Regions from separate parts of the Homo sapiens genome. Here regions 1 and 2 are each linked to region 3. The links are chromatin contacts, found by Hi-C or POLR2A ChIA-PET in ENCODE. All regions are on one chromosome and are shown on one strand. The core of a region is the stretch at or near the end of the contact, and the rest is flanking DNA. Distances in the headings are between cores, read along the strand shown.

Region 1 (2,700 bases), core at 139-2,638, 480 kb before region 3:
CTCCATAGAGAGTGGCTGACCCTACAGCAGACGACTGCAACAAGATAAGGGCTGGATTACTGTGTTATGACTTGGTTTATGTTTCAAATATAGAGCAGGACTTGCAGATTGAGATCCCTGGACCAGGAGTGGGAAATTCTTAAAGGAGCCAGGGGCACTGAACTTGGCAGCATACCCCCACCCTAGGCAGCTCCCAGCTTCCTGGAAAGGACTGGATAAAGATGAATAGGAGCTTTGCATTGCAGGGAGGGGGTAAAGAACGGAGTGACAGCTGGGTATGGGATTAGGAGAGAAGCGGCTATAGCTGGAGGGTGGGATGCAGGGGGTATAGCAGTTGGACATGAGGGTGTGACTGAACCCGGGTAGGGAGAGGGGATGTTCCTCCAGGCCCAGGAAGGAGGCTGGAATTTGAGTAAAACAAAGATGTAATTGAGTGCTTGAGTCCAATGTCTTCAACAAGTCAGGGACTGGATCTGGAGACCCTAGGCCCCTGCTGGCAAGAGGTTGGCATTCCTGGAACAGGACTAGACAAAAACAGGAAGGTAAGATTCACTGGGCCTTTTACCTGTTTTGACAACAGTAACCTAGCACCAAAGAGCTTTTATCTTCCCTCCTTATCTACCCCACCTTTCCTCCCTGTCTCATCATCCTGGGGAAAGCTGCCCCACCTCAGCATCTCCAAAACACCCTTAATATTACCATAAAGGGCCTTCCCCCAGCTTCTCTGAATGGGGCTGGCCTCAGCCAAGAACCCTCCTCAGCCAGAAGGGCCTGCTCTAGGGACCCATTCCCATCCATTTCTTCTGATAAGACAGGCAGGCCAAGCCAGGAAGTGGGGAGGAGAAGGTGAAGGCAAGTTGGTGCTTGCCTGCCCTCTGCTCCCACCCCACCCACAACTCCCCTGTCAGAATCTGTGTGTGCTAGTGTGAATTTGCTTGTGATTGGATGACTGTGAAAACACAATTGGGTGGGAGAGGGACTTTGAGTATAACCGGGGCTATATAATTTTGTCTACGGTTGTCTGATCATGAGTATGACTTTGTGAGGTTGACCAAGTGATTGAGGAGTGACTTTGAATGTGTGGCTATGCGTATTTGAGTGTGAATGTCTATCATTAGATGCTGCTGTGGATGCTTGACTGCCCTTACTCACTGTTCCATCAGTCCCTACATCACACACTAATCCTTCCCCCAGCTTCACTGCCCAGAGCTTAGGAGCACATGGGAAATGGCTATCCTAGATGAGGAAGGAGTCTGTGGCAACAGGCCGAGAATTAGGGCCCAGGAGTGTCACAGGTTACACAGTACATCTCCAACTGCCTCTGACTCACCTAGTGCCCCAGGTAAAAGGCACCCAGATAAAAGGTAGGGGAGGAGGAGAGAGAGAGAAGGAAGAGTCTAGGCTGAGCAACATGAAGGGGCCCCCAACCTTCTGCAGCCTCCTGCTGCTGTCATTGCTCCTGAGCCCAGACCCTACAGCAGGTGAGTACTTGGGGGTATAGAAAGCTGGGGGTCTGGGTGAATGGGATGAAGTTGAAAAGACCCAGGAAATCCAACCTAACCTCCAGCTGTCTGGCAGAGAGGTTCTTGGTCAGGATCCCTCTGAACACATGGCCCTGTTGCCCCTAGCATTCCTACTGCCACCCAGCACTGCCTGCTGTACTCAGCTCTACCGAAAGCCACTCTCAGACAAGCTACTGAGGAAGGTCATCCAGGTGGAACTGCAGGAGGCTGACGGGGACTGTCACCTCCAGGCTTTCGTGTGAGCTCCCACCCCTGATACCCCTGACTCTGACCTCAGTCCCAACCCCTAATGCTGATCCCAACCCCAGCCCTAACTGCTAATTCTGTTGCCAACTCAGGTTTTCATCTGGTCCTTGCTCCTAACCCCTAATTAGGGTCATTGGGGATGACCCTAATCTCATCCCCAAGCTATGGTCATAGCTTTGGACCTTTCTCTACCCAGGCTTCACCTGGCTCAACGCAGCATCTGCATCCACCCCCAGAACCCCAGCCTGTCACAGTGGTTTGAGCACCAAGAGAGAAAGCTCCATGGGACTCTGCCCAAGCTGAATTTTGGGATGCTAAGGAAAATGGGCTGAAGCCCCCAATAGCCAAATAATAAAGCAGCATTGGATAATAATTTCTGAGTATAATCTCCAAGAACTTCCTTATTCTCTTTATTCACACCTGCACAACCCCTGCAAGGGGAAAGGCCAAGAGCCAAGGACCCACACACACTCCCCAGGCACCTACATACATGCATGCAGAGAATACATGTTCCCTGCCTCACAGACACATGGTCACACATGGACACAGATGTACACATTACACACGTTCCTTGAGCAGAACTCCAACTCTGGGGTGAAATCAGAGGTACAAGCACCTTTCAGCTGCAAATTTGAAATACAGGGTCTCACAGAAATGGGCTCCAAACAGAACTTCCAGCTGAGATCCAACCATAGGGATCTACTGTCCTGCCTGGTTTCTATCCACACCAGCAAGACAGAATTATAGGTGGAATCTGCCGAAGCCCTCCTGGGTCCTCTACAGGTTTGGAGCTCCTAGAAGAAGCAGGAGGCAAATCAGGAGAGACAGTAAGACCGGATCTTGGCCCAGACACCCTGAGAATGAGGGAGGTGACTCAGTTCTAAGCTTAACACTCTGAAGATGAGTAGAGGAGCCCAGCTCTGAGGGAGCC
Region 2 (2,700 bases), core at 118-2,617, 340 kb before region 3:
TGGATTGGGGGAAGGGGCCTCTTAGTCACATGGTCCTGGGGGTTGTGTCAGCTGGCATTTGCTGAGATGTGATCGATCTGCTATAAATTAGTGAATAACAACCCTGAGAGGTAGCATTACAACCATTTTACAGATGAGGAAGCTGAGGCTAAGAGAGATTTAGTAACTTGCTCAAGATCACAAAGTTAGTAAGTGAACCAGGAATCAATACTGCCCCGATTACAGTAGGCACTTAGTTATATGAGTCTAGGATTCCAGAGAGAAGTTAAGGCTAGACTTGGGAGCACTGGGAGTCTTCATGATATAGCTTCAGGGATGTGATCCTCCAAGGAGAGCATGTAGAGCGGGATGAGAAGACGGCCGGATCAGAATAGGTGACAATCACTGGCCTGTGAAGGTCGGGGAGGACAAGGTCTACCTCACTGCTCCTGTCCAAGCTATCTTCTTCTTAGGGGAGCTTTTAGGATGGCAAGGCAGGATTTCCACCACGCCTGCACCTATTCCAGCCAGGGCAGAACCATCGCTCAGGACACTCCATTTCTGTCCCAGACTCCCCAACAGCCTGGCAGCAAGCCTGCGACCAACACTGGGTAGGAACTCAGTAAATGTGTCCAAAGAACCTGTGTTGCCAGAGATTTTCACACCTCTTAGGGCCAGGGAACCTGGGGCCCTCTAAAGTGGGAATGCAGAGTCCACACCCAGGTGGCAGAGGGAAGTGCGGGACTGCACTATAGGCGGTTCCCTAGGTGAGGAGATTCAGTCTCCTGCCAGGTGTGGGGACGCGGGGCCTTCCTCCGGATGACTTACTTAAGAGACCTCTCCCAGATACAGAGGGGTGGTTTCCTCACATGTGGAAATGCAGAGGCCTTGGCCTTTCTCGGATGTGGGGTGTACAACCCTTCCAGGTGTAGAAGGTGCAAGAAATCCCTACCAGAGGTTAGGCCTTGCCCCCACCCCATCCCCTCTCCCGGGAAGGATCCAGGGCCAGCTACTCCTTCGGCCCTCCTCCCGCCCCGCGCCGGCACGAGAGGCGGGCTGGTCCCCACCTCAGCGCACCACCAATGGTGCGGGAACCGGGGTTCGGCCAGCCAATTGAGTGGCGGCAGCGGCGCTGGGATGGCTCCGCCCCCGGGCCGCAGGCCGCCGGCCTCCCAGGAGGCGAGGCTCTTCGCTGTTTTTGCTGGCCGCCGAGCCCGGCCGAGCCCAGCCGAACGTAGCCGAGCCCAGCCGAGCCCAACCGAACGCAGCCGAGCCCAGCCGAACACCGCGCAGCTCCCGCCGCCGCCGCCCGAGCGCTGCCGAGCGAGCGAGCGCCGCGGCCGCGGAGGAGGTGCGGCCCCAAGGGGAGGAGGTGCCCGCTCACCGCAGACCGCCCGCGGCAGAGGCCGCCCCGGTCGCGCCGCGGCGGGAGCGGCCGGTGGAGGCTGCGCGGCCGAGGGGGAGGGCCGGGGGAGCGGACGTCGCCTCTGCTGGTCTCCCACCTCCCGCCGCCCCCCGCCCGCAGGCTCCCAAGCCTTAGTCGGCGCCGAGCATCCCGCTGCCCCGGACCCTCCCGCGGGCGCGCACCAGGCTCAACTCAGGTAAGAAGGGCCTCCCGCCACGGGCACGGGGGCCAAGAACACGCGACCCGAAGATGGAGATAAAGAGACAGAGACACACTGCCGCGGAGAGAGACGAACACAAAGACAGAGACACAGGAACCACCGAAAAGACCCCACGGAGAAGGGGATAGGGACACGTCCATGGGAACAGAGGGGGATACAGCCTGGAAGAGAGAGAGAGACACAGAGACTGATGCAGAGATACACAGAGACACACTGGTAGAGAAATGAGACATAGAGGAGACATACTCAGAGATGGGGACACACGGAGAGGCAGCCACACACACAGAGGTGGGTGTGCAGAGGCACAGGCACACATCCAACGGAGGGACAGTGAGACACCAGACACACACACACACCTGACCCAGAGAGGCAGCCCCACATAGAGGCACACAGCCCTGGACGCACAGAGCCTGCACATGCCTGCCAGGGCCTCCACAAAGTTCCCTCTGTGCAAGCTGGCGCCTCTGGAGGTCTCCTGGTCGGGCTGGCTGGAGTCCTGGGAGAGAGGAGGCGCCCAGGCCACACCAGAGCTGCTTACAACCCCCATCCTTTTGGGCTGGGGGCTTCCTGGATCCCACCCACCAACAGAGGGCTTTTGAGGGCTGCAAGCTTGGTGGGCAGGACCAGGGCATGCCCACCAGGTCTAAGGAGAATGAGATGACGGCTGCCTACTGCAGCTTCCCCACGGTGGCTACACACTCATTCAGGTGGCCAGAACCAAGCCTGTGGATGGGGGTGATGGCTCTGTGGGGTATTCGAGCCTGTTGGGACCCAAGGTCTTTCACCAGGGAGGCCAGAAATGTGGGAGGGAGGCTCTCTTCCCTACCTCTCTCCTCCTAGGCCTCACCCCACCCTTCCTCCTCACCACCCTCTCCTTTACTGTATACCCCCAACAGGCTCAGGACTGCAGGTAGACATCTCCACTGCCCAGGAATCACTGAGCGTGCAGACAGCACAGCCTCCTCTGAAGGCCGGCCATACCAGAGTCCTGCCTCGGCATGGGCCTCACCATTGAGGCAGCTCCACTGTCTGTGCTGGTCTGAGGGTGCTGCCTGTCATGGGGGCAGCCATCTCCCAGGGGGCCCTCATCGCCATC
Region 3 (2,700 bases), core at 81-2,580:
CCACGCCCGGCTGGCTTTTTAGTAGAGAAAGGGTTTCAACATGTTGGTCAGGCTGGTCTTGAACTCTTGACCTCGTGATCCGCCCGCCTCGGCCTCCCAAAGTGCTGGGATTTCAGACGTGAGCCACAGCGCCCGGCCAATACGGAAACTTTTAGTTTAGGTTGGGACATTAACTAGAAAGAACTATATATCACTAAAGACTAAGTATCTTGTTTTTCCCACCATCAAATCTGACAAAATTAAAAAGGAAAACATCCATCATATCTATTCAAATTCTCAAATGCTAATAACTGAAGAGACAAAGCACTAACGAGTAAAGTTAGAACAGAATATACGTAATACTTAACTAAATTACCAAATCTGGTTTCGCAACACTGCATGGTGACTAAAAGTAACAATTTTTTTTTCAGTTTAACATAAAACGTATTTTTATGCCCAACCATACTTTTAAGACGCTAGTCTGGAAACAATTACATTTGGCAACAAAGGTCAAAGATCACTGATATAGCTCAAATAAATGAACCTGACGTTCCACAAGAAAGACTGGGGCGGTTCCTGAGGCCCAGGTGGACTGTATAGGTAAGCCTCCACCCAAGAAACAAAAAAGGCGGATAAACATACCTGGAGAAGACCAGACAAGGCCAAAGATATCCCCAAAGATCACTCACCTCTGGTCTAGTCTCCACCTTTTCTCCCCAATCTCATTGCCTCAGGGAGAACTAAATCTACACCGCACGTCCCCAGCTCACCCTCAACTCCCCACCACTCACCTTCTTTACTAAAATCTGGGTCCCCCTCCCTGACATCCTCTAGTTCCCACCGAGTTCTCAGTCCAGCCCGATAGATGTCTACTATGCCTGTCTTCCAGTAGGGTATTAGTCTCCTTAATCCGAACTCATTTTTCCGCATCCCACTTCCCCTCCGCCCCTTCAACTCCGGTCCCCTCACTCCGACCCTTCTCCCAGAATCCTCCCCGAATCGCGGATCTCCGGCCACTTTTCCCTCCCACCTCCTAGCTCCGGCGCCCTTCACCTCGCTCGGCCCCCCATCCCGTTTCCCAGTCTCCCAGTACCAGCCCCCCTCCCCCAACTCCGCCCCTCTTCCCCCTCCCCCAGAGGGAGGCCCCCCTCACCTGAATGCCGCTGCTGCCGCCGTCTCAGAAGCCGAAAGGTGCTGGCACCGGCCGGCCTCCCAGGCTCGGTCCCCGCTGAGCTCCCGACAGCCCCTAGGGAGAGCGAACGCCACCACCTCCAACTCTGCCCGCTCCGGGCCAGGCCGTCACCGTAGCCACCGCCAGTGCCGCAGCCGCCATGTTGAAGTCCTACTTCCCTCCTCCTTCCCCTCACCGCCCCACTCATTTGGGCGTCTGACGTCATGGCGCCGCGCTCCACACGCCCGGACCAATGGGAGGAGCCGACGGTGACATAACTAATCTCTCTTCTAGCGAGGAGCTACTCCGGCAACATGGAGCATTGCAATTGGAATGAGTAAACCCTGCTGACCTAAGGGGGAAGGAGGAAAGGAGGGGGTCACTAAGAGTGTAAGACTTGGGTTTGGCGAGGCGGCCAAAGCGGGAAACCCAAGAGCCTTGAATCGCGAAGGTATGCCCAAAGAGTTAGCAGCGAGTCCTATTTGGGAATTAAGACATCTAGCTTCTGTTCAGGGTCAGCGACCTGGTACAACTCATACCCTTTCTGGACCTCACTTTTCCCATGTATAGAGGACTAAGTTGAAAGGTGACTTCTAGGCCGGGCGCAGTGGCTCACGCCTGTAACTCCAGCACTTTGAGAGGCCGAGGCAGGAGGGTCGCTTGAGCCCGGGAGGTCGAGGCTGCGGTAGCCGTGATCGCGCCACTGCACTCCAGGTGGGCAACGGAACGCGACTCTGTATCAAAAGAAAAAAAAACAAAGGTGACCTCTAAGTCTTCCTTCAATTCTGACATTCTATGGGTTTAAACCAGGTAATCCTATCCCAAGCCTTCACTGCCTTCTGTGGGGGTTTTTGTTGTTGTTGTTGTTTCTGTTTGGGGTGTTTTTTGTTTTTTTGAGACAGGGTCTCGCTCTGTCGCCTAGGCTGGAGTGCAGTGGCGCGATGTTGGCGCACTGCAACCCTGCAACCTCCACCTGTCGGGCTCAAGTGATCCTCCCACCTCAGCCTTCTGAGTAGCTTGGACTATAGCCACATGCCAACACGCCCGGATAATTTTTATTATTTTATATATATATATGGAGAGACGGGGTCTCACCATGTTGCCCAGGCTGGTGGTAAACTTCTGGGCTCAAGCCTCAGTCTCCCAAATTGCTGGGATTGTAGGCGTGAGCCATGGCGCTGGCCTTCTGTGTCTTTCTATGTCTGCTGGAATTAGGAGACAGAGAATTATTAATTGAATAAGATGACTCTTGAGCCCAGGAGTTCAAGACCAATTTAAGCAACATGAGACCCCCGTCTCTACAAAAAGTTTGGTAAAAATTAGGTGAGCCTGGGCAACATAGTGAGACCTTGTCTCTACAAAAACTCAAATTATCTGGGCGTGGTGGCATGTGCCTGTGGTCCTAACTATTCAGGAGGCTGAGATAGGAGGATCACTTGAGCCTGAGAGGTCGAGGCTACAGTGAGCCAGGATTGTGCTGGTGTACTCCAAACATGGGTGACAGAGCAAGATCTTGTCGCAATAAAATAAAATAAAATAAAATGACTAGG

What was found. A loop is a pair of places that touch in the nucleus more often than their neighbours do. ChIA-PET counts read pairs that join two places held with the same protein, here RNA polymerase II (POLR2A). Pooled maps may share reads with other maps.
Region 1: a loop to region 3 is called in a map of CD8-positive, alpha-beta T cell, with 8 times the contacts of the local background. The contact joins the promoter of CCL27 here to the promoter of UBAP1 in region 3. A Hi-C loop is called at or near these places in 3 of 168 maps with a recorded cell type or tissue (CD8-positive, alpha-beta T cell and naive thymus-derived CD4-positive, alpha-beta T cell) and 12 of 50 pooled maps.
Region 2: a loop to region 3 is called in a pooled map, with 7 times the contacts of the local background. The contact joins the promoter of ENHO here to the promoter of UBAP1 in region 3. A Hi-C loop is called at or near these places in 6 of 50 pooled maps. POLR2A ChIA-PET finds 5 or more read pairs at or near these places in 2 of 52 experiments (T-cell and activated CD4-positive, alpha-beta T cell).

What each region holds. Positions count from the first base shown.
Region 1 is chr9:34,661,345-34,664,044 of GRCh38, reverse strand. CCL27 (C-C motif chemokine ligand 27) reads left to right here and starts at 1,388. Exons shown (of 3, transcript NM_006664.4): 1 at 1,388-1,481; 2 at 1,629-1,761; 3 at 1,966-2,155. The coding sequence starts at 1,412. The coding sequence ends at 2,101. It overlaps IL11RA (interleukin 11 receptor subunit alpha), which reads right to left. Exons shown (of 13, transcript NM_001142784.3): 13 at 2,143-2,563. The coding sequence ends at 2,547.
Region 2 is chr9:34,521,657-34,524,356 of GRCh38, reverse strand. It overlaps ENHO (energy homeostasis associated), which reads left to right and starts at 1,367. Exons shown (of 2, transcript NM_198573.3): 1 at 1,367-1,580; 2 at 2,501-2,700. The coding sequence starts at 2,662. RefSeq lists silencers at 942-1,311, 1,332-1,441 and an enhancer at 2,071-2,623.
Region 3 is chr9:34,177,673-34,180,372 of GRCh38, reverse strand. It overlaps UBAP1 (ubiquitin associated protein 1), which reads right to left and starts at 1,330. Exons shown (of 7, transcript NM_016525.5): 1 at 1,133-1,330. RefSeq lists enhancers at 1-365, 366-1,322, 1,088-1,517, 1,323-2,281.